Linked DNA regions of Homo sapiens: region 1 is linked to region 2. The links are chromatin loops, found by intact Hi-C in ENCODE. Cell type or tissue: IMR-90. All regions are shown on one strand. Links, peaks and the distances in the headings refer to the core of each region. The heading gives the core; the rest is flanking DNA. Region 1 has its middle 190 kb from the start of ZBTB20. Region 2 overlaps GAP43 (growth associated protein 43).

Region 1 (17,008 bases), core at 5,809-9,808, 340 kb before region 2:
TTTTGAAAATTGTCTATGTGCCAGTCCCTGAATGAAGCACTTTACACTTGGTTGTTGTGATCATGCTTAGCCTGGGAACCAGAACTAATGTCCTTTTCTATACAAAAGGAAACCATATGTAATGATAGATGCATGAAATTCAAAGAATTAGGCACTTCTAGTGGGTTATCTTCTGGAATTGAGAAAGAACCTCAGATTGTTATTCTCCAAGCCAAGAGACCAGGATGCAAACAGCCCAAATATCACCTACAATGAACTCTTCTTTCCCTTTCCCTTTTACATTCCAGAAAATTCAACAGCAATACAAATTAACCTTTGGAAAATCTTTCCTGGGTTTTATGTTTGTGTGAAATGCCCCTTTACTAAACTGGAAGATGTGTAAGATGGAAGAAGAGGTTCTGCTGGATATGGAGAAATTGGAACCCTTGTACATGTGGAAATGTAAAATGGTGCATTAGGAAAACAGTTTCAACGGTCCTCAAAGTGGTAAACATAGAGTTACCATATGACTGAGAAATTTTACTCCCAGGTATATACCCAAGATAAATAAAAACATGTTCATATAAAACTCATATATATATGTCCATGGCAGCTTTATTTATAGTTGCCAAAATGTCTCTTGTGACTGGCTTCTTTCACTCAACATGATGTGTTCAAGGTCCATTAGTATTGGAACTTAACTCGTCTTTATTGTTAAACGATATTCCACTGTATGGACATATCCTCATTTTATTTACCCATTCATCAGTTGATGGACATTTGGGGTTTTTCCATGTTTTGGCAGTGTGTGCATTGTGTGTGTTGTGTGAGGGAAAGGGATAGAATGAAAGTGATATTAAGATTAAGTGACATAATGTATGTAATATTTCTAGCAGAGTTCCTGGGACATGGCAGATATGTTATTATTTTATTACTATTGTTATAATTTCCTTTATCTAGGAGAGCACAGCTTCATTGCCAGATGTAACTTTTATTTAGACTAAGGAATCAGTTAAGATAACCATAAGATACTCTTGGTCTTGAACTCTGCCATGCCTAAACAAAAATTATCTTCTTTGCCTTGGAAAATTATTACTTTAGTGAAATAAATTGTTTTCTTTCTAAATTTGCAAAGTATTATTTTTTACACTATAATACTTTGCTATAAAAGAACTTTTTAAGGTACACTTTTTAAAAAAAGTGCGGGCAACTGAGACAAAATACAAAATTAATTGGCAATGATGTGGATTAAAAAGCAGTTAAATTAGTCATTTCTTTATTTTAAGATGAAGTCTCACTATGTTGCCCAGGCTAACCTGGAACTCCTAGGCTCAAGGGATCCTCTTGTGCACCACTGTGCTCAGCTATTATTTTGAGAAAGAAAGAATTATCAACTTAAAAGTAAAGAACAAAGCTCTTATTAAATTATGCAGTTAATAGTAAAAATATACTTGGGTAAATGGAGGAAATCTAGGGACTTAGTGAAGGAGTCAGGTGTAAAAGGAGAGAATGAGAGATTTAAAAGGTTGAAGAGAAAGGCAGAGAATAACATCAGTGCTTCCCAAAATTCTGAGTTTGAAAAATCAAACACGTTTAATAAAATGAGCAATTTAAAACTTAAAAAGCCCATGTCTTTGAAACACATATAGTTTGAAAACTTTATTGTTTTTCAGAAAGGAACACACACCTCTATTCAGGAATTTAGTAGCTGTTGCAATTCATATTTTCAGACACAACAACAGACAAAAGTGGAATTGTCAGTTTTTTTACATCAGAAGCCTGAGTAATTTTCTATCTTAAAATTGTGATGCACATTTTTTTCATATCATGTTTCTGAAATTTAAAATGCCATATAGAAAAAAGTAGAAATTTTCTTTCTTCTTTTTTCCCTTTTTTCTTTTTTGAAAAGCTGCTCTCAAATTAAGGGTGTTATTTAATGGCATCAGGAAAGAAAGGAAATTGGTGTGGTACATTTAATGTTAAATTCTGGTTACAGAATGAAAATTTCCCATAATAAAGCTAGACTTCGATTCACTCCTTGTCTACTTCTGTGTCCTTGAGCAAAGAAACATACTAGAATATAGACCAAACATCACAAGTCAGGAAGCCAGGTTGTGTTACCAACTATGGTAACAAACTGGGAGGTGTTTAATTTACATTCATATTCTGAAACATATAGAACTGTGCTGTGCAATATGGTAATTGCTAGCCACATGTGGCTATTTATATTAACTGCAATTAAATAAAATTCAACATTTAGTTCTTCAATCATACTGGCTACAGATAGCCAGTGGCTACTGTATTGGACAGTGCAGACCACATACATCACCGCAGAAAGTTCTGTTGGACAATGCCAATATATAAAGCTACCAAAAAGATACTTGTTTTTGCTGATGGGCTTTTTAGATATCTAAGTTGGTTGGTTGGTTGAGGTTACTAATAAGGCAGAATTTTGACATCAGCATAGGCCATTAATATCTTTACTTAGTGGCCAAAGAGATGTCCTTAAGTTTGTCTAGAGGCATCGCAGACATGTGTTAATAGACCTGGGGACTGAAGAGACAGTATCAAAGCTTCATTTATTTATTCTTAAATATTCATTGAGTACCTACTATGTTCTGGGCAGTATGTTCACTCAGTCTAGGTCCACACGACACAAACAAGAAGATACTGGTCTTAAACTTAAGAAACCATATCAGAGCAGACAGAATTAAATAAGGCTATTATGGAGCTAATAATAGAACCATGTTCTGAGTTAATGATATGAAAGGTGTGGTTTATTATGGAAATTGGTTAGAAAAGAAACATAACTGGTAATCCTACTTCATTTAAAAAAAAAGTTGCTGTGTTTGTGACACCTAAGTAGAAACTGGGTTCCTTGGTGATGGAGGAAAAGAATTGCTTGGAATACTTCTCTTTTATTATCCACAGAATCTAGCAAATTCCTAAATTCATAATAGATGGTCAGTATGTCAACTGAATAATTTACTAATCAGTTATCTGTTTTAGTTACAGACATTTAGAGAATTTTCTCAAAATAGCCATATCTTTAAAAAAGAGATTAAAAAAACAAAAATGAAACAAAGGAGGATGTCAGGATGACCCCTGTATGCGAGTAGTTGTGTGAACAGAAATCAAAGCAAAGATAATTTTCTCAACCTTTAATGTATTTTAAGCTTACTCTTATTTTAGTGTCTCAAAAGGGCCTGATAGATATCAAAGGTTCATTTTTTTCCTGCGAACTTTATGATGAACTAAGGTGATTGACAGAATAGAATAAGCAATCTGGGCTCTACCTGCTGGACTGGGAGTAGTCTGGACTTGTTAATAACGACATTCTTCTCAGGTGAAGAAAAAATGCATGAACTGGAAACATGCAATGTAGATTTAGGCAGTTCAGTTGAATGGTATGGCAGGCATCAGCTCTCCTGAACTTACTTATGGATCGGGCAGTTCCAAATCACCGTTTTATTCATATAGTTGTCAACAGATGGATGGTCCAGTTCCTCCTACTTTGTATTTAACATCATGTCTAATAAATATTCAACATTTAGCACATGCAGACTGCACTTGTTGAGCCTCCCCAACAGCTACTAATGAGGACATTAGCTTTTAATTAACTATATAAAGCTTTGGGTTTGGACTAGAACGTTCATTCAGCACAGGCATCAATTTGTAGATCATTATAGGACATTAGTTGGTTGCTAGACAACCACATGTTCTAGCAAATTTTAGGCTGAGCTCCAATGATAAGCAAGGATCAAACATTTCAACTCGCAAATTTGATCTTATTATCTTCTCAGCCTGGACTATTCTAACAACTACACAGGTCTTACCAGGCAGAGCTACTAAGTTCAAACTATGGAGTAAAGTTTTAAAAAATAGAATATTTATCTTGAATGCAGAGGAAGAAATGTTAGTATAAATTAAAGCTGTTAACAATCTCAGCCAAATTGCTAAGGGATGTCCATGTGGGACACATAAATCTGCTCACAGGATATCAGGTATTATTTTATAGTTTCATTTTAGTGTCTTTTAAAAAATTTACTAGAGTTTTATGATTATTTTGTTATTGTTTTAATACAAATTTTTCTGGGAAATATGTTTACAAATATTTTCTGTACTTTTTATTTATGCCTATGGTATTACAATAGAACCAATATGAAAAATAGGGTATAATAGAAATTTTACTTTAATTAAAGCAAAGTACTCCACCTCAGTGACCTATTTCATTAAATATTTTTATAAGTAAGACTTAATAAATAGATCACCTAGATGGATAAAATGGCCACAAGGCAGATCTGACAAAGTTGGAATGGGGCACATTTTCAGTTTTGCAAATTTTATGAGACTTCTCTATGTTATGCCCATATTGGTTGGCTTCTGGAAATGTTCTACAGTAGATAATATGTTCATTCCATGAAACAGGATATAGGCCTTGTCTATTTCTTCCCAATTTTTATGAGTTGAATCACATCTCCCCCAAATTCATATGTTGAGGTTTTAACCCCCAGTACCTCAGAATGTGACCAAATGAGAAACAGAGTCCTTGCAGATGTAATTAGTTAACAGAAATTTAGACTGTGGTAGGGTGGGCCCAAGCTCAATAACCAGTCATTATACAAATGGATAATTTGGACATAGACATGCACACAGAACATCATATGAATGTAAAATCAGAGATCCGGGTGATGCTTCTACAAGCCAAGGAACACCAAAGATAGGCAGCAAAACACCAGACATTGGGCAAGAGGCATGGAACAGATTCTCCCTCATAGCCATCAGAAAGCAGGAACCCTAACAACACCCTGATCTTGGACTTTTAGCCTCCAGAACTCCAGACAAGAGATTTCTGTTGTTTAAGCCACCCTGCGTGTGATATTTTCCTGTGGCAGCTGTAGGAAACTAATGTACTTTCAGTAGTAAAGTGAGCAAATGCACATTCATTTTCTGCAGTAGTCAGTTTTCTCCCAAATCCCTGAACAGAGACAAAGCCTTAGGCTACTGGCCATATAGCACTTTCAAAATGTACAGGAGATAGAATCAATAGGCCTCAATGCTGCTACGAATTCATTTGTGTTATCCATCAATAACATAGCCCTTGTGGCTGATCCATATCAAATTCATTCTAGCAAGTGATTTTCAATGACATCAAAAGAAGCCACCCCCTCTATTCATTTTCAAAAACATGTGTCAGCACTCCCTAAAACCCACACTGATTCTCTTTCCAATAGCCGTCCCTACTTCGAGGGAAGAACCTGATAAAAGCCCAATTAAAGAGGTTTGCCATTGACCGGGGCACTTTTCTGGACAAAACTGAAAGCAATGGATACTTCTTCAGTGTATTAGGGTAAGCCACACTTGCCAGAGGCTCACCAGCAATTAAAAGTTACAAGACGCTGCAGGTCCCCAGTGGGTCCTGTATAGGTGAGAGATAAACACACATTGAGCTGGAGAAGTGCACTGCGTTATGATGCTCTTCGCACTTGAATTAAGGCCCTGGTTGAGCTCTGTAGTCATTAACTGACAGTGTTTTTCTATCTGTGACTGGTGCCCTTTGAAATAGTTCCCTAGAACTGTTTACCACATTTAGTAAGTACTCAGTAACATTTGTTGATAGACTCAATGGATGAATAAATAAATAGAGCCAAGTCCCTAGAAGCAGGTTCTAGATTTATTCCTATCACTCCTAAGCTCTACCTTTGTTCCTTTTTAAAAGCCCCTGACTGGATGTTAGTGCAGGTCACTGATTTTAACTCTCTTACACACTTGCAAAATAGAGTTTCTAAATATTCCAGTAAACAAATGCTCTCTTCGGAGCAGGTTTGACTTAATGATATATCTCTTATTTTCATTTGGCATCAAATGTACCTCTTTTTCCAAAATGTGTTAAAATCTACCCAGCTCAATAGTCCATTTGACACATATTACTAATCCATGTGTTTACTTAGTTGCTGTAAAAATAAGTTTTACATATTGATCAAAATTTGGCAGCCAGAAAAACTACAGCACAGATTGAGGTCCACTGATTTATTGTTTGTTGGATTTCAGATTCATTTTATCTCCCCTTAAGGGGCCCTAGAACCCCTTCAATTTATGTTATTAATTAACCACTCCAGTCATTGCCATGTGTGTATCCAGGTATCAGAATAAACACACACAGCACATCATTTCTACAGCTAAAGCAGCAGCGCTAAAGACCGGAGTTCAGGTCATAACTGTGATTCCCCAGTGAAAGGGAAGCAGTGAATTAGCAGACATGTAAATTTTGGCTGGTTATTCTTCCACTAAGAAGGTTATGATTAGCCAAAATGCATGTGGCCATTTTCTCTCCTGATCTAGGCAGCTGGAATCCTTAACTCCCTTTCTTGACATGGTGAATGATAATGCCCTGTCGTTTAAAGGATGGGGAGTGACATAAATTTATGAGAAAAGAGAGGCCAGGTTGTTGGAGCTTTTGACCACAACAAAGACGGCACTAATGGCCCATCATCAATAATACATGTGTTCAGCCTTGTTGATCCAGTGGTCAGGATGGGTTTCTACCCATCCAGTTTATACATTCTCTTCTGATATATTTTTTGATGACAGTTTTGATCTATAAAGATCTAACCTGAATCTGGAGAATAGAGGGAGCAGACTATGGCCTGGATTAAAGCCAGCACAAGGGGATGATTGGCCTCATGGACTTGGCCTCATGAGCATAATGCTCTTATCTGAGAGAAGCATGGATAATGGGAAAACCATGGCTCTCAGAGTCAGACACACCTTGATTAGAATCCCATGTCTGCCACTCACAAGCTATGTCTCATCAGAACACTTATTCAAACTCTCAGTAACTAAATTTCATTTTATTTAAACTGAGGCTAGTAATATCACCTTCCTTCCACCTTTCGTGGGTGCTTATTGTGAGACAGCATATGTTAAATAAGGTAATATATCAGAAAGTACCTGCTGCAGTACCTGTCACCAAGCACGTGTTCAGTTGCTCACATCTTTTCCTTCTTTCTTTGTAACCAAACCAAGATGCTAGAAGTGCTCTTTCTCACTCATACAGCTCTGTTTGCAAAACGCTGCCCTCTTTAAATTAGAAACACATGAACAAATAAAAAATGCAATTTGGACAAATCTGCATGTTCTTTTAAAATCATTAAAAATAAACTTTTCATTGCTCAACAACAACCCAATTGTTGTTGTTGTTTTAGCCGCTATATGATTGTTACAGTGTGATCTGGAAGAGAGGTATTTTGCTAAAATATGAATACAAATGCTTTGAGTACCTGACTAATGTATATCCAGTTACTACCTGTTTACTAAAAACGTCCTTTTTAACACCTGAATTTAGGAAATAATTAGAAGATGCAGGCATTGATAATGAATAAACCTTTTCCCGATTCGATGTTTACCATGTACATTCCTTTTTTTTGATCTTATGCATTGACTTTGTTAAATAGAGATTACTTCATAGATAGTAAGACATCATCACAGGCATTTGTGGAGGGAAGGGACTTGTTTGTCTCTTGTCTGGATTTAGACAGAAGGTTCTCACGGCCCTTGTGCTTTTTTGAAATCTTTCCTCTCACCTAGTATTGTGTTGGCCACATAGGAAGTAAATCCTCATTGATTAGAACTGAGTGAGTCAGAACACAGAAATATGACCAAGAAAAAAAAAGCAGGATGAGTCAGACAAGAGTGAGAGGAACTGAGGTTTGAATGGAGGAGTAGGAGGAAGAGAAAGGAGACTTCAATATGTGGAGATGGCAACTGCCCTGGGGGTGGGAGCTGCTTGGGGATGCAGGACTGCTAGAAACCAACAAGCCCATGTCTGAAACAGCTGAGAAAGATCCCATTTTATATTCCCCTGTGAAAATAGAGAGGGATCTAATGGTATTTGGCTATTCATATTAGCCTCCTCATCTCCTTCTTGTCTTTGTGTCAACTTATTAATGAGATCTTCTTTGACAATCCTACTTAAAACCCACCACCACTGCCCCCCAAACTTCCCTTATTATTTTAACTTTTAAAAATTATAATTTTAATTTCTTTCTTAGCACTTATTATCATCCAACATAGTTTATGTTACTCATATTTTCTTTATAATATTGGCTCTGTAATTGCAGGATTTGTTTCACTGTTATATCACTGGCACCTAAAACAGTGTCTGACGTGTAGTAGATGCTCAATGTGTGTGGAGTCAGTGAATGAATAAATGGATGAACTGAGTATCTATTGCATCTGTAGTACTGTACCAAGCTGGGGATTTAAGACAGAAAAGCAGAATCCCTGCCCTTAAAGTGGTTGTAAAAGCAGACAAGTAAAATAATAGTCTCCAAAAGTTGGCCAGGCGCCATGGCTTCTGCCTGGAATCCCAGCACTTTGGGAGGCCAAGGCAGGCAGATCACTTGAGGCCAGGAATTCGAGACCAGCCTGGCCAACATGCCGAAACCTCATCTCTACTAATAATACAAAAATTAGCCAGGCATGGTGGTGAGTGCCTGTAATCCCAGCTACTTGGGGGGCTGAGGTAGGAGAATTGCTTGAACCCGAAACGTGTAAGTTGCAGTGAGCCAAGATCATGCCACTGCACTCCAGCCTGGACAACAGAGTGAAACTGTGTCTCAAAAAAAAAAAAATTATGATCAGTGTCCTACTCAGTGTTATGGTAAAAGTAAGTGTGGGTTTCTGTGGGAACACAGAGAAGGGACTTTTAATCGGGGCTGCATTAGGACATGAGATGCTCAGAAGTCTTTTTTTGAATGAGTGATATCTGCATTGGGACATGGATAAGAATTAGCTGGATACTAGGGGGGATAAAAGACCCAAATGCAGCAACAGAAGTCTCGGGTATGCACAGACTTACTTTGAGAGATTAAATACAGTGATCAATTACCCAAAAGTATAAACCTAACTGGTTTATATGTATCTCTGATTAAGGAGAGATCTTAACAGGGAAAAATAGACTCTCAGTGATAGCTGTGACTGAGTGAGGCTTTCAAAGCTGAACATTTAAGAAGAGGCCCTAAATTAGACATTCAAAAATAAAGGCAGATGCCCCATGACAATGAGAATGCAAAGAAGTTAATATGAATTCCATTTCCCTTCTTAAAAAATACATTAGGAATATTTATCTTCAGTGAAAAGATTATCTGATTATTTTAGAAAAAGCAAACCTGTATAGCTTTTGATGTCAAGACTATATAGATATCAGCTATGTAAGAAGATAATAATGTCATCTACTTTGAGCCTGTGGTGTGCTAGAGTTGGCTGTTCAGCTTGTGAGAGTCAATTCTTAAGCACTCAAAAATCCTGACAGCTGGTTGTTAAACATTCATTATTAAAAATTAAATTGTATATTCCTTTACTATAGATTGATGTTTTTGTTCCTCGGTCTCCAAATTCCTTTATTGAAACCTAATCGTCAATATGAGAGTATATAAAGGTGAGAGTATGTGTGGCCTTATAAAAGAGACTCCAGAAAACTTCCTTGTTCCTTCTGCCGTGTGAGGACACAGCTAAAGGCCCCATTGTTAACCTGAAAGAAGGCCCCCAACAGATACAGAATCTGCCAACACCTTGATCTTGCATTTCCCAGCACCCAGAACTGTGAGATACATTTCTGTTGTTCATTAGCCAGTCTGTCTTTGGTATTTTGTTGTAGCAGCCTGAACAGATGAAGATAACTGTCAAGTTTAAATAAATTATACTAAAAGTTGATGAATCCTTCAAACTTATCAGTTCCTACTTGTTTTACAAGATTTTACTATTTGCTTTGCTTTTAAGGAAACTTAGAATTATCTGTGTGGTGGAGACACTATGTGGGCTACTGTGCATCTCTGTGTTCAGTGATGCCATGTTGATAGCTAGAGATCAGCTGCGGTGCGATTACTTACAGCATGGAAACAGGCAAATGCTGGGAAACAGGTGTCCCCCTACCCAAAGACACAGTCATTAGGCATTTTCTGGGAAACCACTGCTTTGAGCCCAGAGACCTAATAGTGTTGAAGGTCTTGGGGTTGAGTCTGACACACAGCAGAACTGTGTCATAATTGCGGTTCCTTAATAGCTCTTAAGTACTTTTTAAATATTTTGGTAAGTCCTATATTAGAGTCCTGTAAGTCTCTTCTACCTCCCTTGCTTCTAGACACAGGCATAGGACCGAAGAAGAAGGTGCTGTTTGAAATCTCCCTCCCTGGCAGCATTGGTGGAACACGAAGGAGGGGCATGGGTAGTCAGGGGTATTGTTGGGCTGCTCCTATGGTGGCTTTCTGGGTCTCCTGTGCTGTGAGAACTGTGCTGTCTCCATGCACCCTGCTGTGGGTAGATCACATCTTCAGGGAAGTGACAGAGTGACCTGGCTCTTATTCTGGGAAAATCAACCTCAGAGCTGAGCTTCAGTCTGGTTTTCTGGCTGTGAGCTTTTGGGGATTCTATGATATTCCTCTTCAACCAATTTATCTTCTGCTTGAAATACATAGATGGGTTCTGTGATTTGAAACAAAAAAGATGGGTTAATGCAGCATCTTATATCCATTTTAGCACACATCAAAGAAATGATGCGTTTAAAATTTGACATTGTAGAAAAATACAATTATATTGCATAGATTAAAACTGTTACCACTTATTTGTTTTTATTCAAAAGTTGGAAAATATAGGAGTGTGCATTACCCATAACTTACCACTGCTAACATTTAATATTTCTTCCTTTCTCTTTTTCTATTCAGCATATATTTTAATAAGAGCAAGCTCACACTGTTTATATTGCATTGCACTTCACTACATTGGTGGCTTATCTTTCTAAATCAAAATTAATTCATTTCTAAATTTAGATATAGCTTATACGAGGACTTTCTTTTGAATCAGTTTCTTCTGAACCTTTGTTAAGATAAATTTTTGATTGTTGGAGATACAGTCTGATGTCCTGGAACAAGCATAGCATTTGCAATTCATTTACTTTTAAGTCACTTATTTAATACATGATTATTAAATATCTACCATGTGCAAGACACTGCTGTAAGTGATAGGGGTATGGCAGTGAGTATACAGACAAAAATTAATGCCCTCATGGAGCATATATGAGGGGAGAGATAGACAGCACAGCTAATGAGTAAGTAAATTATGGAGTATGGTAAAGTTGATAAGGTACCATAGAGAAAAATAAAGTTGGGCAAAGAGGATGGAAAGTGCTGGGGTGGAGAATGCTTACAATTCTAAATAGGATGGCTAGGGTAGGACTCACTGATGTTGTGACAATTGAACCAGGACTCAAATGAGAGGGAGCTCTCTGGAAAAGAACCTTCCAGGCAGAGAGAGGAGCTAGTATAAAGACCTATTTGAGGGATACTGGCAAGGCCAGTTTGGCTGAAGGGGAGAATAGGAGATGAAGGTGAAAGAGATAAAGGGAGAGTTTAGATCACTTAGCATTGTTGGAGCATTGTTGCAAGAAGTATGGCTTTTACATTGAGTGAAGTGGGTGCCACTGAATTATTTTGAGCAGAGGGGAAACATAATTTGATTTATGTTTTAAAGGTATCACTTTTACTTCTAGAGAGTCAGAATGCCAACTTATATAGAAAGATTTGCCAACAAACACATACAACTGAGATATTTCTTTTGAAACTATTTTTGTACAGCAAGTTTTAAAAAGATGGTAATTAACAAAATTAAAGATGAAATAAACTTAAAATAAAAGGTATCACCCTGACTTCTGTATTCAGAGTGTTGTCTGTGAGCCAGGAGTATCAACATTTCCTAGAGCAATGTTAGAAATAAAGACTTTTAGGACCCATGTCAGATCTACTAAATTAGAATTTGCCTCTAATAAGATCCCAAGGTAATTTATCGGCATGATACCACTTGACAAACAGTAATATATAGAGGAGGGGGGTAAGAGAAAAAGGCCAGAGAGAGTTAAGTGGCATTTGCTATATTCTGAGTAAGAGTTAGTAATAGCATGGACCGGTGGTGGTTGTGAGAAGAAAAACTGGATGTGAGATGTAAAAGAAAGGACAAACCAAGAATGACTCCATGGTTTTTGGACTGAGCAAGTGGAAAGAAGTTCTCATTAACTAAATCGGGGGGAAAAAACAGGTGTTTTTTTCAAATTATATTTGAGATGTGGGATGGTTTATCTCCCACGCCAACTTGGAGGGTGGAGGGTGTTTTGGGATGAGAATGACATTTAAATCAGTGAACGTTGGGTAAAGTAGATTGGCCTCCAAATATGTGTGGTCCCATCCCATCAGTTGAAGGCCTGAATAGAACTAAAAGACTGTCCTCCTCAAGAAAGGGGGTATTAATTCTCCAGAAGACTTCCTGCAGCCTGCAATTGCACCATCAGCTTTCCTGGGTCTGCTTCATTCTCTTTTCTTTCTCCCTTTCCCTTTCCCTTTCTCTCTTTCTCTCTCTCTTTCTGTCTTTCTTTCTTTCTTTCTTTTTTCTTTCTTTCTTTCTTTCTTTCTTTCTTTCTTTCTTTCTTTCTTTCTCTTTCTTTCTCTTTCTCACTCTTTCTTTCTCTCTATTTCTTTCTTTCTCTCTTTCCTTCTTTCTCTCTTTCTCTCTCTCTCTCCTTTTTTTTTTTTGAGATGGAGTCTCACTCTGTCACCCAGGCTGAAGTGCAATAGCATGATCTCGGCTCACTGCAACCTCTGCCTCCCATGTTCAAGCAATTCTTCTGTCTCAGCCTCCCAAGTAGCCAGGACTGCAGGCATGAGCCACCATGCCCAGCTAATTTTTTGTATTTGTCATAAAGATGGAGTTTCACCATGTTCGCTAGGCTGGTTTCGAACTCCTGACCTCAAGTGATCTGTCTGCCTTGGCCTCCCAAAGAGCTGGGATTACAGGTGTGAGCCACCGCGCCCGGCCTGCAAATTTCAATATAAAGTGATTTATTCCTGTCGGCTGTTTCTCCGGAGAGCCCATAATAATAGAAGATATTAAATAGTTATTTCAGTCTGAGTTTAGACTGAATCTAAAAATACAAAATTGACAGTCACCAGCATATAACTTAAATTTAAAGTCATCGGAGTAAATAAAATCACTAAAGAAATGAGGTATATAAAGAGGGGAAGTCAAAAAGCCTAACCTCTGGGGCCCTCCAACATTAAGAGGTCAGAGAGAAAAGAACCAGCAAAGGCTCAACAGGAGGGGCCAGAGCAGAGGGAGAAAAATCAGGTGAATGTGTTGGGGTGGAAGCCAGGCAAAGGAGTATACAAAGGAGTATATCATTAATGTGTCTAATGCTATTGGTAAGTCAGGTAAGATGAGGATTGAGAATTAGATGTAACAAGACAGAGGTCTTAGGTGTCCTTGATAAGGGCAATGTTGATAACGAGAGTTGGGGATTTGAAAATGAAACTGCAGTGAGTTTGGGAGAAAATGGGAGGAGAGTAAATGGACATTTAAATTTGTCTTTGTATGACTCTTTTATTTAAGCAAATTTTTAAAAATAGATTATTTTTGTAGCAGTTTTAGATTTACCAAAAAATTGAGCAGAGAGTTTCCATATAGTTCTTACCTCCCACAGTTTCCCCTATTGTTAACAACTTGAATTAATGTAGTGCATTTATTACAACTGATAAATGAACATTGATAAATTATTATTAACTAAAGCCCATAGTTTACAATAAGGTACATTCTTTGTGTTATACAGTTCAATGAGTTTTGAAAAATCTATAATGTCATGTATCCATCATTACAGTTAAATTTTTAAATCACAGATCAATTGCTTACTAGCTGTGTGATCTTGAACAGATTACCTCAATCTGAGTCTCTATAAATTGTTGTGGTTAAGCAAAATAAAATAGATGAAAATGCCTAGAATGAATACTGACACCTATTAAATGTTAATTTTCTTCCATTCTCTTTTGAATAAAAACCAAAAGATATAGTCAAATACCTATAGTTTTCTTAAAGTGCAACTTTGCAATTTTACAATAAATTACATATTTTCTGTTTGTGTCTTTAAAAAAATTTCAGGACATATATCCTCCCCAAATAAATGTTTTACTATCATAATTTTTAGTATTTGGTCCAGATGACTCTTTTGGTTCAGGGTGATAAAGAGGCCAAGTCATCAGTTGATCTTTATATGGGTCAGTTAGTTCTACAATAAGAAAAATGGTTACATTGCCACAGATAGCACATCTTACCAACCCTGGCCATCCATCTCTCAGATAGACTGAAAGAGGCCTCAGCCTGTGAACGCAGATTTCCCAGTGCAATTTCATCACTTTTAGAGAAACAACAAATGCTATAAGGCTTTCAAGCAATAGAACACATTCTTAAGTGAAAGCCATTTCCATGTAGTTTTTGGCAGAAGGAATTCAAACATTGCATGGAATGTTAATTAGATAACCTTTAAAGACCCCTTTAGCCTGATACCCGCACAAAATTTATTTAAAAGCTAGCAAAATAAATGTGAGGTTCTGGGGTCAGAAAACTGTATTCTTGAGGAAAACTGACTTTGAGAAGAAATTGGTTTAAAATCTTAAAAGAAGTTTTGATGGATTTGATAGAAGAAAAGAAAAAGGAGATTTTTTGTTTGGTTTGGTTTTGGAAGCTGCAATGATCTTTTGTTTCATGGAATGAAAATATATTTTGATAGGAAACACTGTATTTGGGAAAGTATCCAATTTGTGGAATGATGCAGCTAATGATTAGGCTGTGTTGAACTGGATTGATTCAATAAGAAAATAGAAACAAACATGCTTTTTCCAGCTTTTCTGAAAAATTTATATTAAAATTTATCTTTTTGAATTGGAATGGAAGTCTAATAATAGTTGTTGGTCTTGAATTGACAATAAATCTTGTCACGGGAGGTAGAGTTAACTAAGAGTCAGTGTTACCAAAGGTGGCATTAATGGGTATATCCACCCTCCAGACAGAGGAAGTTAGATTAGCAGCAGTTTTTGGCATCAGTGCAGGATTTGGAGGGACTGAGCTGGATAAGGGAGAATAGAGTGGCGGAGATTTCACAGCAATATGAATTCATGTTTCAGATAAAAACTAGACAAGATTTAGTGTCAGGTTAGCTAGACTAGGGCAAGAGAAGTCCGGAAAAGTAAGCCAAAGAGATACTGAAGAGAATCCTGGCTGCCCCAGATTGTCTCATTTGGATGGATTGCTCAGGTTTCCAGTGTACAGCCCTCTACCAAGTCACTCTTTATAGCCCTCACAGAGGTAGGTTTCCATTTACTAGGTAATTCATTTAATACCTTCATGAGTTTTGGTATATTCATGTACCATCATATGATCGACTTATATTTTCTTATATCAATTGACTTTTTAAAGCCATAAATACATTTGTCTTAAAAAGGAACTTTGTATTATTAATACTATTGTAAATGGAACATCTTTCACTGTAAAAGGAAGGTAACTATAAATATAAGTACAATGGAAACAAGGCAGTGTTATTAATAATTAGCAACTAATTATTAATAACTAATAATAATAACTAATAATAATACCTAATTAGTAACTAATTATTAATAACTAAGAGTAATGAGTAGCTGATTACTCTTGCACTTTTGCCAGGCTTTGATATTTGATGTACACTTTCTCTTTATTAAATGGGATATTACCTAAGTGTTGGATCATTGATAATGACTATTACCAAATCGAGTCTCCCTCTCCAATGAGAAGAGCTGAAAGAATATAGAAATTTCATTATATGATTCAATGTTATTTATTGCCTTGTCTAGCCGTAATGTGAACACTTTTCATATACCAACTGGTTTGGATGCTGATTCCCTTCCAATCTCATGCTGAAATCTGAGGGGAATGTTGGATGTGAGGCCTAATGGGAGGTGTTTGGGTCATGGGTGTGGATTCCTCATGGATGAATAGATTAATGCCCTCCCTTGGAGGTGAGTGAGTTCTCACTCTATTATTTCCTGCTAGAGTTGGTTGTTTAAAGAAGTCTGGCACTTTCCATGCTCTTTCTTGCTTCCTCTGTTGCCGTGTGATCTCTGCACACATTGACTCTCCTTTACCTTATACCATGAGTGGGAACAGGCTGAGCAAAAGTCTGGGAACTCTTCACCAGATGCAGATTTCCAATCTTGAACTTTCCAGCTACAGAATTATGAGCCAAATATATATTTTTTCTTTATAAGTTACCCAGCCTCAGATATTACTTTATAGCAACACAAAATAAATTAAGACACCACCCAAGATCATTTCATGTACCACTCAAAATCATTTTGGGGAAATATTGCTCTAGAATAAAATTTCTAAAATCTGGAACAATACCAACATTTATGCGTAAACTTCTGATCTTTGAAAGCTTGTTGCTGGGTCTGTATCAAAGTAAAATTATGGATAATATGTGAATTTTTTATTTGTAAAGTGAATTCAATTTATGAGTATTATGAGACTATGCCTTATTTTTAATGTTAAAAAGTTTTCTCACATAAAGTGAGGATGATGGAGGAGGAAATTCTGACTTTATATTGAAAACATGTAAATACTTGTTCTCTATTTTGATAAGTCTTTTGTGATTGATTAACACCACAGTTTAGGAAACCACGGGTCTAGTCTTTTAATCTTGAAAGGTTGCAGATTCTCCACTTATTCTTGTGCTCCTTTCATATATTGTGATCTTATGTGTAAGGATACCTCAGAGAAGTAAGCTCTAGCTTATCTGTGGGTCTGCCTTGTAGAGACTGTAAGATGAGGGAAAAAATGAGTTCATAAATGGTGAATGTCTTTGATGAGTGAAAACTCTTACGTGTGAGATAGTTTGATCATCTTCCTGGAGCTGGTGTTACCTGAGTCAGAGGCAATGTTATATCCTTGGATTTGGGTTTTAAAGGGTCTGTGATGTTCATAGCTTTTGAGACTCTGGTTGTTTCTTTACTCACGGGGGAAAAAAAAACCCAAAAAACCAAGAAGAAAACAAGACTCTGTTGCCCTAGTCTTTAGTCTTCCCATCACTTAAAGTGCAAGAGGCAGAGATCCTGCTAGGAGAAATCATGACCAAAAAACTTTAGATTCCTCAAATTATATTTATGTGATATTAAAGACACATTGC
Region 2 (17,008 bases), core at 6,754-10,753:
CGAAAGACATTACTTTTCCCATACAATACTGTGGGAGAAAGATGAGGTTTGATTTGAACTTCCAGGGTACTGTTGAATTCTTAACTCCAAAAACAGTGCCTGGCACAAAATAAATCACTTAATAAATACTTGTTGAATGCTGAGATTTAAAGGAGAAGAATGTCATTGAAGCCCTCTCTTTTCCCTTCTTTTCTCGACAAAGGTTGAAAAAAATGATGACGACCAAAAGATTGAACAAGATGGTATCAAACCAGAAGATAAAGCTCATAAGGCCGCAACCAAAATTCAGGCTAGCTTCCGTGGACACATAACAAGGAAAAAGCTCAAAGGAGAGAAGAAGGATGATGTCCAAGCTGCTGAGGCTGAAGCTAATAAGAAGGATGAAGCCCCTGTTGCCGATGGGGTGGAGAAGAAGGGAGAAGGCACCACTACTGCCGAAGCAGCCCCAGCCACTGGCTCCAAGCCTGATGAGCCCGGCAAAGCAGGAGAAACTCCTTCCGAGGAGAAGAAGGGGGAGGGTGATGCTGCCACAGAGCAGGCAGCCCCCCAGGCTCCTGCATCCTCAGAGGAGAAGGCCGGCTCAGCTGAGACAGAAAGTGCCACTAAAGCTTCCACTGATAACTCGCCGTCCTCCAAGGCTGAAGATGCCCCAGCCAAGGAGGAGCCTAAACAAGCCGATGTGCCTGCTGCTGTCACTGCTGCTGCTGCCACCACCCCTGCCGCAGAGGATGCTGCTGCCAAGGCAACAGCCCAGCCTCCAACGGAGACTGGGGAGAGCAGCCAAGCTGAAGAGAACATAGGTGAGCAACCGCGAGGGTCAGATGCAATGGGTGGATGGGGAAGGGAGTTGCTATTCGGAAGACCAGGCCACCTGGGTCATTGAGGGAGAGGAAAAAGTCTAGAAGATGTTTTCCAGAAATCAAGGGAAGCTGTGCTTAATTTCCCAAAGTGGCAGGACTAAGAGCTAAGGTTACATTCCCAAATATCTCCAGAGAGGACTACCAGAGAGGACTCAGGCAGGTCTATGTAGCAGCCAGTACTAGAAAGATCTGGCAATTACCTTAATTGGATTGATATATGCAGTCAAACTAGATAAATCTGCTTTAAAAAAGTATTCTGTGTGCTGATAGACTTAGTTTAATAAGTAATTACTGAGGCTACATATATTTTATGGATGGGAATTAGCTAATGTGATTATTTGGCTCTAGAAAATGCCTGGTATAAATACAGCCATCCTCTTCTTGATCCAGATTATATAGTGTGTGAATTGTTGGCAGCAAAAGTATAATCTCAGACCACCCTTCCCTATCTCACATTATGTTTCTGGGCATTCTCTCCACCATCGGTTGGTGAGTAGTGTGTGTATATGTGGGTATGCTCAGAGAATGTTAATTGTAACATTAATTGGGGTCAAACATAATTAGGAAAATAAGTCTGTCGATGTTGCCAAAAACAAAAGAAAAACCCCAAATACAGAATATGTTGTGAAGTCAAACATAAATAATCATTTTATTATTGAAGACACGACTTTCTACAATATGCATAAATAATTGAGGGTTCCTATGATTACAAAAAGGTACTGGATTCTCTTCATTTTGGAGCTGTAACTTGAAAGTTGGAGGGTTTTCACTATTACTGCTCAATTGTGCAGAATTGGAATAGAATATTCCCAGAGCAAGATAAATTCAACAGAGTTTCGTCCCTGGAGACTAGATCCTTCCCTCACCCCAACACATCCACAGTGGTAAAGGAGGCCAACAGTTTCCATGATCTTTCTCTAGTCTAATATGACCGATAAATACTTTCCAGCCCCAAAGATCCTCAAAGATAAAGTTTCTTCTGTGTCCATTTAAAAGATTGGGTTTACTCCTTTAGAAGCGCCTCGGTTTAACCAATGATGTTTGTCATCCAAGGGTCCAAATACGGACTGAACCACCGTGTGCTCCTTGGGAGAAAACCTACTCCATGAGAGTGGTCTGAGGAATGTTTTGGCATCTGACCATCAGATTGAGAAAGTAATGACTGGACTTTTACCTTGATATACATTTCCCCAAAATCAGATACTACAATATGGTAGGTGACTATTCTAGATATTTTAGGTCTACTTCTTTCATCGTATCCCTAAAATTCTATGAATATGATGCCAGATTATATTAATTAACATTGTTATTGGCATATTCCAGCTCTGGATAAATCGTATGCTTCTTTTCATTTTGAATCTTTATTCTAACACACAACTGTCCCAGGGGCCAGACATTGAGGTTTAGAAGATGGGAATTTTTCCCTGGAAAAGGTAAGGCATGTGATAAAAAGTGGGGTGTGGGTTTTAATTTACTCAGCAAAGCAAAACTTAACTACTTTTCTTTAGATTTAAGGTTTGAGCCTCAGGTATGATGTCTGGAAATCACTTTGCATATCCACAAGTTACTTAATGTGTCATTTTCATACATCTTAGAAATTAATCATGCTTTTAAATACAGAACATATCTGACATGGCACAGACCATATTTTTTAACTGGGATTTCTAAAGTTGTGGGAAACAGAGAAATGATGTGATTTTAGGTATATGCTTATGATTTGGGTTGATAGAAGGATTTTTTGAATCAGTAGGAAGTCTAATATATAATATATTTTAAAAGAAATTAAGTTTTATTATGTTTCAGGTTATGATAACTAACTGCAAATGAATTAATGAAATATTTTATGTAGTAAGTTGTCAACAAATGTCAAATATTGAATATAAATTGATGAAATTTAAATTATAGATAATAATTTGTTCACTCATTTATATATTTCTCTTGCATATTTGCTTATTCTATTCATTTATTTGATTAAAAATGTGTCTGGTCAGTGAAAGCAAACAGCACTCTTCTCTGCCTTAAATGTTACAGATTCTGACAGAAAAATATCTTAATTAATCAGACTTTATCATGGGCATTCAAAGGTGATTGAAACAATAGGTGAAGTTCAACTTGAAGGTAATCACAAAGGGCAATTTACAGTGTTTCTTAGAGTTGGGTAGGTACTGTCCTCTTGGTTAGATTCAGAAATGCTGCCTGTCGTTTCTTTCTGGGTTGAGGTATCTAGTAGCCTTGCCTGCTCTTATGTGACAAGCACAAATTACTCCGCTGTGATGAATCTCATGGGATCACAGAAGGTAGAGGTGACAAGGAGATCTATCACATCATATCAGGTCCAAATTCCCAGGTGCCCTGTACTGCATTTCCTCTGCCTTCCACTGTATTTCATTTTAACCTGGGTTAAAGTAGCAGCATCTTCCACTGGGCTGTACTGTTCGGAAATGGGTGGCTACCATGGGTTGCTTTAGGATTCTACAGCTGCCTGGAGGGGCGTGGACAGACAATCTAAGAGGGTGCAACAGGGTTAAGGGGAAAAATAGGTACAAAGAGAAAATCTAAGAAAATAATTTCTGTGAATATCAGGCTTAAAAATTTTAGATATGATTATTACTTTAATACCTATGGAAATGTTGGGGGAACTATAAATGTTATTTATTTTACTTCTTTTACTATTTACTACCAACCTGTTTGTTATGGGGGGATGTCATTTGTATTTTGATCTTTGAAGTTGGTTGGTTATTGTCATTGTTTTAAATTCTCCAAGTATGTCCACCTCTCCCTAGTTTGCCACGCTGCCTGCCCAGCTTTTTACGTGCCTGGGACCAAAACATTTCAGCGCACCTCTGACAATGATTCCTTTAGAGGAAGAGGAGTGTTCAAAACATCTGTGGGACACTGCCCCATTCAGTCATGAGTAGAGAACTTTGAAGCCCCCTTTAGTGATTATATCCTTGGGGTCTCCTGCTGAGCAGTGTCACTGTGCTCATTGGCTCTCAATGAAGGAATTCTCTCTTACGTCTCCTCTTCTCCATGGTAGCCTATTGATTTTCCCCAGTAGAGGACTCTGCTGTGGTCATATTCAGTGATGTGGTACAACCAAGGTAACCTATCCAGAGGGCTATCAATCAGTGATATTGATTGGGTGGCTGCCACAGGGTCTTTGACTGATGCTAGTTGGAAGTGTAGCTCTGAGTGACTTTAAATGTTCTGTATGTTGATCTTGGCTGCATTTTATTTTCATGGTCTCAGTACATCTTGCAAATTGATGCCATCAGTAATGATCAAGAAAAGAGGGAGGAGTTTCCTATTGCCATTCCCTGAATAGAAAAATTAACTTAGTGTCTCCCTGCTTCTCTTCCTCCTCTTTTTTATCCTTCCTTCCTCCCTCCTTCCTTCCCATTCTGTCTCCTTCTTTTCTATTCTTCCTTTCTTTTTCCCTTCCCTTTATATTAACTTTCTTCTGTGCTAGGTATTGGAGTCACAAAGATGAATAAGATATGATTTTTTGTCCAGGTGCGGTGGCTCATGCCTGTAATCCCAGCACTTTGGGAGACCGAGGCAGGAGGACTTGAGTCCAGGAGTTTGAGACCAGCCTGGGCAACAGAAGGAGACCCCATCTCTACAAATAATAAATAATTAGCAGAGTGTGGTGGTGTGTGCCTGAGGTCCCAGCCACTCTGGAGGTTGAGGCAGGAAGATCACCTGAGCCCGGGAGGTCAAGGCTGCAGTGAGCCATTATTGTGTGCCATTGTACTCCAGCCTGGGTGACAGAGTGAGACCCTGTCTCAGAAAAAGTAAACCAAACCAAAACAAAAACAAGATGTACTCTTTTGACCTTAATGAATTCTTACTTGGTATGGGGGTAGTATGAAATTCAGGGAATGACATTGAAAACAATCATATTCATAATCTCAATTAAATTCTGCAGTTAGGTACAGGGCACTTCCCTATGCCAATGCACTTTGGACAAAATATGAATGAGGCAGTGCTTCAGGGGCTAAGATGCAGTCTGCTGCTTACTATAAAAACGTTGCATATAATGTATGTCCTGATACTCAAATTATTAACGAAAAGAATAGATGCAAAATTTAGAATTTCTAGAATGATAATTGTGTATAAGAAAATGAAATACCCAGCTCATATTTCTGAATTTAAAAAATTATTTATGTTTCCCAGAACAATATTTTCCCTAAGACCCAAGGTAACCATCTATTTTTCAGCTTTCCAAAAGATAGGTCCACTTCTACCAAGCTGTGTGTTAGATGTGAGATTTTCCAAGGATATTTACACTTATTTGGCAGGGTGCCTCGTGAGCGGCTTTGATTTGAAATGTGGTTTCAACCACTTCCTAAATTTATACACAACTCACAAAGAATGAAAATTTTGGTTGTGGAAGTCCATAAATGCTGTTTATAAAACATGGGCACCCTGTCAGATACTCAGTGGTATACCTCTTAAATACTGTTGATTATTAAGCTTTTATGGAGCACTTTTATATTGCTAGAGTAATCATTTTTATTGGCTTTTCTTGACAACAGCCCAATGTCATTTGATAATATTTTTCTTTCTATTTTTATATTCCAAGAATAGGGACAAAGTAAATGGATATTCTGGCCACAAATACAGCCAGTGACAAAATGAGGATCAAACTGATTGAACTCTAAATCCTCACCTTAACTGTAGCCCTACAGTTCTTTCTCTCTATTAAGGTGTTATGTTTTGTCTCAGTTTCTGCATTTTCTTTTTTATCTTAGCTGTTGTTGTGATCTGATGCTTTTGGGAAATACCAACCAGGACCTTACTAGGATATTCTCTGTCCTACCTGCCTTGTAATATAATGCAGGGAAAAGATCTTTGAACTGAAATAAAGAGACCAGGGTTCTAGTCTCAGTATTTCTACCAACCAGATTTTAGGCAAGTTATTGCTTCTCTGGACCTCATTCATCTCATCCTTAGGAAAAGGGACTACGATAGTTGGTTTTTAAGGTTTTCTTTCAAGAGTTAACATATAAAAGTCTAATAATAGGTAGCACTTAATGAGCATTTATTAACTGCCAGGTCCTGTGCTGAGTGCTATGTGGGGATTGTTCCATTTAATCATCATAACCACTCTGTGGTAGTAATGTAGTAGTGTAATTTTCCCTTCCCTTTTTACAAGGAGAAATCTTAGCTTTAGGGAGACTATGGGACTTAATCATTGTTGACAGCTAGCAATGTTGAACCAGAAGCCAAACCCTGAGAGTCTGAGAGGTCACATGCTGAACCCTGACACTTATCCAAGTGCTATTCTGGAAGAAACAAAGAGGAGAGGAATGTCTAAGGACCCCAACAATGTGTTATAATATAAGAACATCTCTCTTCTTTGGATAATTGGATATTCCAGACTCTTGTCTGGGAATTATTAGGGATAGCATTTACAGATGGGTGTCTAGTAACTACTATAATTCCTGATCATAATTCCCTCACAGCCCTATCACCCCAGAATTATTAGGGATATTAAACTGTTTCTGAGTCTTAGATTCTTATTTCAAAAATGCTCCAAGTACTGTTTTATTAGACCTGAGAGAGCTATAAAGATCAGCTGAAAATGATTGTTCTTAACAGATGTATTACTGACTCCATCAAATACATCAGTTATGCCAGGAGGATCTGAAAACTAGAAATGGAAATTTTCATATCTCAATCAGATGAAAGTCATTTTATTTATTGTAGGCAATTGCTACCCTAAGTTTAGCTTATCAGAATCAGTATCTTTTTTATATTCTTGCTTAGGTCTACCCCCCTTTGGCAAGTGCATTTCCAAAGGATCTGGTACCTTTATAACTAAAATATTAAAGAACTTAATAGAAGAGACAAATTAAAGAGCAATCATTAACTCTTTTTTGAGACAGAGTCTCGCTCTGTTGCTCAGGCTGGAGTACAGTGGCATGATCTCAGCTCACTGTAACCTCTGACTCCTGGGTTCTAGTGATTCTCCTGCCTCAACCTCCCTAGTGGCTGGGATTACAGGCACCTGCCACCATGCCTGGCTAATTTTTGTATTTTTAGTAAAGACGGGATTTTACCATGTTGGTCAGGCTGGTCTCAAACTCCTGACCTCAGGTGATCCGCCTGCTTCAGCCTCGCTGGGATTACAGGTGTGAGCCACTGCGCCTGGCCCTTTTATTAACTCTTTAGTTAAAAAAGTAAGCAGACAAAAGACAAGATGAAGGAATGTGTTGTGGAGTCACATGACTCATATTGTTGAGGCCATTCATTCATTCTTTCATAGCTTTTATTAAATTGTTACTGTCACCTCATAAAAGAATCTGGAAAACAGACATGTTCTTCCCCCAATTTTAAAGTTGTGAAACTACATTTGGAACTAAAAATTAATATTTCTTAAAATATAGACTATTATTCAGATATTAACACACATTCATAAAATATTTTTCTTTTTTCTCTACATACATGTGCGCGCGCGTGCGCGCGCGCGCGCACACACACACACACACACACACACACACACACACACACACGACAATCTTGCAATGGTAGACCAAGGAGGCATCTTTGAAGTGTGGGACATATGGCTTCTTAGCCAACCATCCTCACTTTTCCATAGTCCCTTATTTTCTTAACTATTAGATAATGGGCTTAAGGGATGGGGTTGATAGTAGAGAAGTTTAGATAGAGGGGCAAAGAATCTAGAAGAGTCAATTCTAAGAAAGTTTATTATTAGACTAGAGGCCCAGAAGACAGCAAGAATATCTCAGTAGAGGTTTCTAATCCCGTCTTACACTTGAGATTGAATATAAAGAGTTGAAAATGATGTTTTCTGATATGACTGGACTTCTGATTCATAATCCTCCTAACCCTGTCTCTGGATGGAAAACTATAGCTATAATAGCTACAGTGGCTATAGCCTATAGACAGCCATAATTTGCTATCAATATTTCATTTCCATCTTACACTTAATTCAATATCAGTGTATTTTTATATGCTTTTATTTCATTAAAGTAATTAAACAGCTTCAAGGGTTAATAAAACCTTGGATGCTTATGTAGAGCAATGGATACATCTGATAGACATCTGATAAGCTTTTTAAAATTTTGTCGGTAGACTGTCATTAAAACATAAAGTATTATATGGATAAGCTAATACAAATCTCTTCCAATTCTTTTTTTTAAAACTCTACATTCACAGTCGTTGGATATTTGACCAATAGTGAAATTAACTAACAGGTCTAAGTATTTGAAATGGGCTATTGAACGTCCCGAGAAAAGGTGGTATGGAAGATATACAAGTTAGATGTGATTACTCAGCAATCCTCACACTTATTTGTAATCACCAAATCACAAATTAGAGGATTATGAGAATTAAAATATTTCAGTTTGATCATCTCACACCATTCTACTTGGAAGGGAAATTGTAGTTCTTAAGATATCTTCAGGGGAAGAAAGTATTCTAGGAAGGCTTTTTGCCTTTCTTTGTAAAACATGTTCAACATAAATATTCTATCCTGGTGGCACATATACAGTGAAATAACTTTTGAAGGCTTTTTTTTCCCCTGTTTTATTTTGTTTTTCCAGTATGAGTTAGTAGAATCTTTTGGAATTTGGAATAGAAACCAGAAGCCATTTACTTAAAATGGTCCCTTCTTACTGGTGCATGATGAATGTGTGTGTCTCTCAGATAAAGTGGAGATGAACATTTCTATAGCCTTGAAAAAAATGTTCTCTTCCCTGGTGTATGACAAAGTGAAGGATATAATTTAGATATGTTTAAGCACTGTATCCATGCCTGTAGTATACCCTTCTGCCAATTTCCAAGCACATATGTATACACACACATTCAATATGTAGGGAAAGGGCTGCCCAAGAGTTCAGACTGTAGGGAAAATCTGGAAGAACGGTAAGTTCCACATTTTCTTCACCCTTCAGCCCAAAAAGAAGTAGAGAATGGCTCCAGGAACACCCTTTGTCTCTCTGAGGGTGTGTGTGAAGAGTAATGGTCGTTTCTCGGCTGCTCATGTAATCAGGATATGTTTGTGAACCTACAGTGGGTTGAGGAGAGTTAAGAGTTGGGATTAAAGCTATCTACGATGAAATTTATAGTGCCTAAGAACTAAAACCCTGGTTTGGCTAATTAGGGGAACATTATCCAGGAAGAGTTCTTGGTGTAGAGGTTGCCTCATCTGAATCTTAAAGGATAAAATTTATCCAATGAAAAGAGACGTCATTTATTTAAAAACTTGAGACACCACCTTTCATTCAAGTTAACACACATGTATAAATAAATTGATTCAGGTCATAATTCTGCAGCAGCTTTTTAACCTTCAGTGGAAAAAGTAGCTTCATGTCTGTGTTGTTTATTGTTGCTTTTCCTGCATCTGTGACAATACTTTGAATGAATAATATTATGCCTTAGATAAAATCCTAAACTGACCCAGGAAAATGAATACAGAAGCTCATTGGAAAGTTTAGTGTTACTCAGGCCTGTAAGTCATCCCTGAGGTTGCCAGAATTCAAACCATTTAGGGCTTCATAGACCAGTGTGAGCATTTTGCATTATATTCAGAAACATATTGAGAACTAGAGGAAGTCAAGGCTGCTCCCTACTGAAAGCAGGTGATTAATTTCACTCCAGCCACATGAATGACCTGTGGGTGGCCCTTGCTAGTGTGTGACAGAAACACCCAGGGAAGAAATGATTTGCCAGGTTCCTTGGCTTCCTTTCCTCATCTGACACAATTAAGTAATCTTTGCAAGGTGTGTAAGAGTCTATTGAACCTGCTGTTGCTCCACTGTAGGGTGAATTGTTATTGTGTTCCCAAACCAACAGTGTTGGGACACAGACCAGTAAACAGGCTTTCCCATTCCTTAATGCAAACATAATTTGTGTACAGCCTGTGAGCTATTCAGATTACAGACCATGAGGGACATTGCAGTGGGAGGCTGAAAGGATTCTTCCCTACACAAAAACTGCAACTTAAAGTCACCCTCATGTATTTGGTAAAAAGACAGAATGTGCCCCACTTTGTGAAATTCTATTCCAGTTTAAAGGGCTAAGAAAGCGCAGAGTTCAGTAATGTGGTTTCAGTGTTCTCCCCATTGGTGTAATCAAATCCTTTTAGAAGGAAAACCAGCGGTGGAAGATTTTTTTTATTTCCTCCTTCCTCTTCCTTTGATATTGGTGGTTTAATTATAATAGATTCATAAGAGAACCTGGCCCCTATTGGAAGATATGTTAGTTTTCTTTTTCTTGCCACCAAGGTGTAAACCATTCATTATGATTTTATCAGATATCTGCAGCGGCATGCTGGTAAACTGGCTCTCCAAAAAATAAAACAAAACTCTAACAGCCTTTATTTGTAGTTTTTGCCAATTTCTATGGTATAAATACTCCCATCCTAGCTGATTTCAGGCTACCAATGTGTAATCTCCAAATAAGCAGTTGGGAAGAAGTGCTAATATCTTGCTGTCAGCAGCCAACGTTAGTCAGCTCCAGCATACCCCAGATCATTATATTTTAGCAATTTGATTAATTTTATTTTGATAATTCTAAAATACTAAGAATAGTAATTATCAACTTCCAAATAATGTATCAGTGTAGAAGCATATAAATATACATTTGTAAAACCACATAGTTATGTACATATATATGTGATGCCATGAGAAGTACTTTCAACATTCGCAGTCATTTCTGTTGAGCATTGTACACTTGCTAAAGGTTAAGGAAGAAAAGTAAAGTTTAGAATTGGTATTCTTGTATTCAATTAGAAAAGCAATTGCTACTGAAGGAATTTGTACATTGTCCTCAAAATTTGATCTGAGCTGTATCTTTTTAATGCATTGAAAGGCTTTTCATCTTTTTTTAAAGGAAAGTGCATAATTTATTATATTTATGAGGTTATAATAAAATGGATACTTAGGAACTTTAAACATGAGTTAAAAGTAATCATCAGATATAAAATTCTCAAATCTTGGAACCCAAAATACTAAATTTTAGAATTTTCTTAAAACCTCTTTCTCATGATTAACTTAGTTTGAAAATTATTATGTTCTTTCATAAGAAAAGAAGGAAAATTTAAAAATAGACATGTTGATGGAGGCAATAGTTCTTCTCAGCTGGTTTTTCGGAGATGATTTCAGGGTTCAGATTGATTTGCAACCATTTAACATTTAATGCAGAGGAAGAGTTGACTATTTCCTTCCCTCATACTAATTTTTAGTGAGAAAGATGCTTTTCGTGCTAGGAGGAACATTGTGAAACAATGTCTTCACAGAGGTAGAATCAGATGAGTAAGTAATTGCTGAAGGCAGACATTTTCAAAATTGTTAGCCTAGGCACTATTTGCTCAAATGAGTTTAAAATATATACACTAAACCCCAAAGCAGAGAAGCTTTGGTTGAGAATGATAGGGGAAAGTGGAGATGACTGAAGATGTCCTGAAATCCCCCCTCTTTTTTTTTTTTTGCATCTATCCCTACCCTCTAGGTAGATCATTTCTGAGCCTTGAAGTACAGTTTGAAAAATGCAAATTTCAGAAATTTCTCAGCTACTTATTGTCTACATGTGGACAGCAATAAAAGAGTCAATGCCAATCGATCTCATTTACTGTAAGCTGATCTTCACAATGAGTATGGATAACTGCACCCATATTGATGATATAGTAGATTTTGTGTATTACTTATAAGGTCAACAGAAAATTGATTCATATTACAGTCCTATTGTGTAGTCGCAGATAGGACTGGTGTGAGTAACTTCTAAACATGGCTTTAGGCAACTAACCACTGTTCCATTTAATTTTAGTTCCACTGGTATTAAAACCATGCAGAATTTATTTTCTAAATGATATTTTACAAATCATAATCCCAAAGAAAATTTATTTTCTAGAATCCTCAATCAATGAACTTTGAGTTGTGTTGCTGGAGCCTGGAGTTCCATGGAGCAGCATCTCAGCAGTAGTTTCTGGGAATTGCGGTTGTTTTGCAGAGGCCAGGTTAACAAGGATTGGGTTCCTAGGATTGGGGTCCTATCTCGCAATCCCCTACACCTCTACCAAACTATTTCGTGATCTTGGTTAAACTTTGATTTCACATTTTAACTAATAATAATTAAAAATTACTGTTTTAAACTTAAGACCAAATTCAAAAGGTCTTCAATCTTGGCAAGATTAAAACTCAACATAATTCAAAACTCATCTTTTCAGGCAGGCATCCAATCTGTACTTAGCTTGAATTGTTTATTTTACAAACAGATACTGCTCAAATTCTAAAATTTGACTTGTAGTATAAACCATAAAAAAATGGAATTTGAGTGACTCACCCAGGGTTACTAACGAAATTTTTTTATTATTTATTTATTTATTTATTTATGTTTGAGATGGAGTCTCACTCTATCACCCAGACTGGAGTGCAGTGGTGCAATCTTGGCTCACCGCAACCTCCGCCTCCCGGGTTCAACCGATTATCCTGCCTCAGCCTCCCGAGTAGCTGGGATTACAGGAGTGTGCCACCATGCCCAGCTAATTTTTTGGATTTTTGGTAGAGATGAGGTTTCGCCATGTTGGTTTCACCAGGTCTCAAGCTCCTGGCCTCAAGTGATCCACCCACCTCGGCCTCCCAAAGTGCTGGGATTGTAGGCATAAGCCAGTGCCCCTGGCCTCAAATTATTAAAATTATTATATCCATGGGTACTTTAACTTAAAAAATAGGCTAATAATGCAGTAATATTTTTTAGTTATACTCCAGTGTCAACATAATTGTATAAATAATGCATTCCTTCTGATGGGATACTATTTAAAAAACTCTATCTATACAATTTTGGAATATCCACAAAAATAAGATTTCTAGAAGGTTAAAGGCCGAAATCAGTCTCAAAAATTCTAAAAAATCTGTCGCCTTTCTTTCTCCCACTCCTTAGCCCTAGTGGACGATAGCTGTTTGTGCCTCTGTTGAAGCACGTGCCCCAAAAGGAAACATGCCTGGGCAATGGGGCCAATTCTTATTTAACTCCGCGGACTGACATCCTAAATGCCTCTTCAGTGATTAACATCACAACGTGACACAATTCAGCTGGGTAAAAGGGATAGGTCCCATAATGCCATGCTCACTCCTTATAAATTCAAGTAGACTACTTGAAAAACCACTCATACAAAGCTATGAATTTATACCTGTCCATATCAATGCCCCACAAAAAACCTCCCAATGCTTGCCTACTTTTTGCAATCTGAATACAATCTAACTTACTTCCGCAGCCTAGGAGGCCTCATATGATCTCACGTCTTAGCTTTCTGATCAGATGTCCTTCTGCTCAGCCCTTCTTCCCCATTCTCCAGCCCTAATAGCTTTCTTAAGGTCTCTTGAATGTATACAGCTTGCTCCTGTCCCAGGGCCTTTACACTTGCTTTCTCCCTTGAGCTTCCCATGGTCACCTCTTAGCCCTGGCCTCTTGGCACTCAGGTCTCCATTTGAATGTCCCTTACTCAGACAAGTCTTCCCTGACCATTTGGGCAGAACAGCACTGCACTACCCCTACCAATGCCAACAGTTACATCACATTACCCAGTTTATTTTCTCCGTAGCATTCTTAGTGCCTAAAACGACTGTGTTTATCTGTGTCGTCCTCAGTTTCTCTCCCTCTCAGTAGACTTTTCATTTCTTGAAGGCTGCATGGTAGCCCCAGTGCTCAGAATAGAGCACAGCACATAGAAGGCTCTCAATAGACATCCTCTGACTGGCCAATAATATGGATTGCACCTATGGAGAGATTTCTTTTCATAAACAGCTTGAAAGGGAAAGAACCATTTAATTTTTTAAATTTGAAGCCCCACAAGAAAAGCTAAGAGTTTTTCAGGCAAGTGTCCATCTTTATTGCTTGCAGCCCAGTTCTTTGGAATTTTATACATCAGCAACTTCTTTTCCATGACCCATTTCTAAATATTTCCTAGGCACCCAGACACTCTGAGTCTGAATGAGGATATTTGATTGAGAAGGAAAATTGGTCAGAATGTGAAAAAGGAAGGTGGGCCCTTAGGAGGAACAAGGTGGGGATGTGGATAGAGATTCTTTACTTCCTATAGAGAAAAGGGAGAGTAGGAGGGAAGAATAATGGGGTAGAAAATGGAGAAAAAAGTGGGAGGAAAAAAAGCAGAAGAGGACCAGAAATCGATCAGGGGAGGCAGAAAGAATAAGCAAGGGCAAAGTGGAGAAAGAATAGATGGTAGAAAAGAGAAAGAAGGAATAATAGGCGAGAAAGCAAGAGGTGTGGGAGAAGCAGGGCTGGAGGGGCGCTGAAGAGCAGGGGAAGGCACTGACTGAGCTGAGTACCAAGAGACAGCCGTGGTTTTCTTGTAGCTCTGTTTCTGACAAGCTCTCTGGCCATGGCCAAGGCCAATTTACCTTCCTTGCTGGTAAAAGATGGTTTTATGGGATCTTCCAGCACTAGCGCTCTCTGTTCTTGGCTTCACAAACAGCAGGCCCTAAAGGGTTCCTTGACAAATGGATTTTCTGTCTTTGAGCAGATCTAAGTGGCAGATGGGGCACAGCTCCCCTAGGAGAGACCCCCCCGCCACCCCCTGCCCACCATTGTCTGAGCCCTTCTGCAGCATCAGTCCCCAGCCAGCGCTGCCTCAACAAACCAAGAGACATTGTCTCTGCTTGCTTCCAGACAGGAAAAGAAAAGGATTGAGTTTCATAATCTCACAATTTTAAATGTAGGCCTATTTCCATAAGAAGTTTCAGATTACAAGGCATGTTTCAGAAACATTTTTTTACTTTGAACACCTCATAAAGAGACAGTCTTGGAACTGGACAGTCCTGGGTTCAACCTCAGGTTCCTCACTGCATGGTTTTAATGATTTGTATAACCTTCAGTGTCTTCATCTATAAGATAGAGATTAAAATGTTACCCTTAAACAGTTGTGATGAGGATTTAATGAGGTAACATATTTAAAGAACCAGGTATAGAGTAGGTCCTCAATTATTATCATTTTGCCTAAGTTTTCTTCTGATAATCTGAAATAATCACTTTTGATCCTCATACTCTCCTCTCCCCATATGAAGATCCTCTGGGCAAATCTTTTTTTTTTTTTTCTTTCTTTCTTTTTTTTTTTTTTTTGAGACGGAGTCTCCCTCTGTCGCCCAGGCTGGAGTGCAGTGGTGCAATCTCAGCTCACTGCAAGCTCCGTCTCCCAGGTTCACGCCATTCTCCTGCCTCAGCCTCCTGAGTAGCTGGGACTACAGGCACCCGCCACCATGCCCGGCTAACTTTTTGTATTTTTAGTAGAGATGGGGTTTCACCATGTTAGCTAGGATGGTCTCAATCTCCTGACCTCATGATCCACCCGCCTCGGCCTCCCAAAATCCTGGGATTACAGGCATGAGCCACTGCGCCTGGCCCCCTCTGGGCAAATCTTAAAATTGAAGATGGTAAAAGCATGGATAATCTGTCATCTTCCTACAGGTAAAATAGTGGAAGAAATTACTTCATCCAGCAAATAAAGAGAACAATGGTTTCTTGGTGACCCAAAGTAAAGTATTTCAGAGTACTATTTTGTATTCGAAGTAATACAAAAGACAAATATATTATTCAGTGGATACTGCAACAATAGACAGAATTGCAACAAACATGAATTTAGCCAAATCTCTTGCTTGGAGGCCTGCAGTGGAGGAGAAATATCAGAGCGATCTTGGAATCGGACCTATCTATGTTTGAATCAAAGGTCCAGTCCCTAACCAGCTCTATGCCATTAATTCAGCGTCAGCTTTGTCATTGTGAAATAAAATATCCTCATTGCTGAACTTGGTGGTTGTCGGTATTAAATAGATCATGTGTAAAAGGTGTCTATTATGGTATTTTATTGAACACACAGTAAGTGCCTAATAGAAAGTCACCATTGTTCCTGTTCCTTTCAGCTGAAGCTATTGGGGAACTTTCTTTTTCTTTGGTACTACACCTGATTTTATGAAGGAAATTAACGTGCAAATAGGACATGATTTATGGCCAGCAAGAGAGACACATAATGATTTGCAGTCTCTTTTGGGAGTCAGAGTCTATTCTATTTGGCCTACCTTGTAGCTCAGCAACATTACCAAGTCCTTACATTATCAGTAATGATTGAGCCTGGAAGTCAGCCAAGGTTACCAGGTAGTGATGTTAGGGTTAATTTGGGCTTCATGTAATTTGTCCCTCAGAAACTGCAATCTAGGGATTCAATAGAAAAGGTTGGGATACCTTAAGGGAAATAGCTAACACACTCTTTCCAGGTAGATACCAGCTATAACTTGTCACATCTTGTATTTCAATCCTACAGTCTTAGACCTAAAAGGAAACTTAAAAATTGCCTAAGCCTGGGAACTGGATGGGCTTCAGGAGGGTTCTTTCATCTCCTAAGATTATTTGCAACATGTTATACTGTGTGTGCATACGGATGATATTCTTGGCAAAATGACCTTGTCTTTCATCAGATACTCTACTGGGACCACTGCACAAAAATATTATGATGCACTATGCTTGAACAATCTCCAGGAGAAGTTGTGTGTGCCTGTGTTTTAATGAACGATGAAGCATGTTCTGGGATTCAGTTGCATGGTCTGGCCATGGTCCCACAATGAGTTAGCATCAGAATAGAGGAGATAAACCCAGATATCGCAAGGACTGTATTCTACTGTCATTCAATTAATTTGTACTTATTAATACGTATAATTTCCACACTACACAGGCATTGTGAGGGATGTAGATTATAAAAGTGAATATCTGTTGTCATGGAAGTTACAGTCTGGATGGGGAGAAAAGTAAGGCTCTTAAAAGAAAACAGAAACAAAAAAGACTCAGTACCAGTATAGAACAAAATAAGTCTGTGACTGCTTGCAAACTGCAGTCTGTAGTTGTGGCAAAGGAATTCAGAGACCACGATAGTGGGTAGGGTCTGAAGAAAAGAAATGAGCATTATGATGAAGCATTGGTGAGGATACCGGCCTTAGTAGTTTGTGCCAGTGAGGAGAAGGTAGGGTATGTTGGACCTTGAAGTGGTCGGAAGTTTTCAGTCTTGGTCCAACAGCAAATAGAGGGTGGTTAAAGTTTTTACTTCACCATATTATTTTTGCTCCCAGAATGACTCTGATGTCTCTATGAAGTGTACACAAAGCACAATCCACACTTAT

Evidence for each region. Peaks named below come from ENCODE experiments on the same cell type or tissue, not always from the same donor. Only the 100,000 strongest peaks of a DNase experiment are listed, where the experiment ranks them.
Region 1: a loop joins it to region 2, with 1.8 times the contacts of the local background. A loop is called at or near these places in 1 of 110 quality-filtered maps.

The regions. Positions count from the first base shown.
Region 1 is chr3:115,333,730-115,350,737 of GRCh38, forward strand. No RefSeq gene overlaps it. Among named protein-coding and RNA genes, the nearest start is that of ZBTB20, 190 kb to the left of the region's middle. In IMR-90, for the core only: no CTCF peak of the experiment used is centred there; a DNase peak (open chromatin) is centred at 7,642.
Region 2 is chr3:115,675,811-115,692,818 of GRCh38, forward strand. GAP43 (growth associated protein 43) reads left to right here. Exons shown (of 3, transcript NM_002045.4): 2 at 203-800. Among named protein-coding and RNA genes, the nearest start is that of GAP43, 61 kb to the left of the region's middle. In IMR-90, for the core only: no CTCF peak of the experiment used is centred there; no DNase peak of the experiment used is centred there; H3K27me3 peaks cover 180 bases.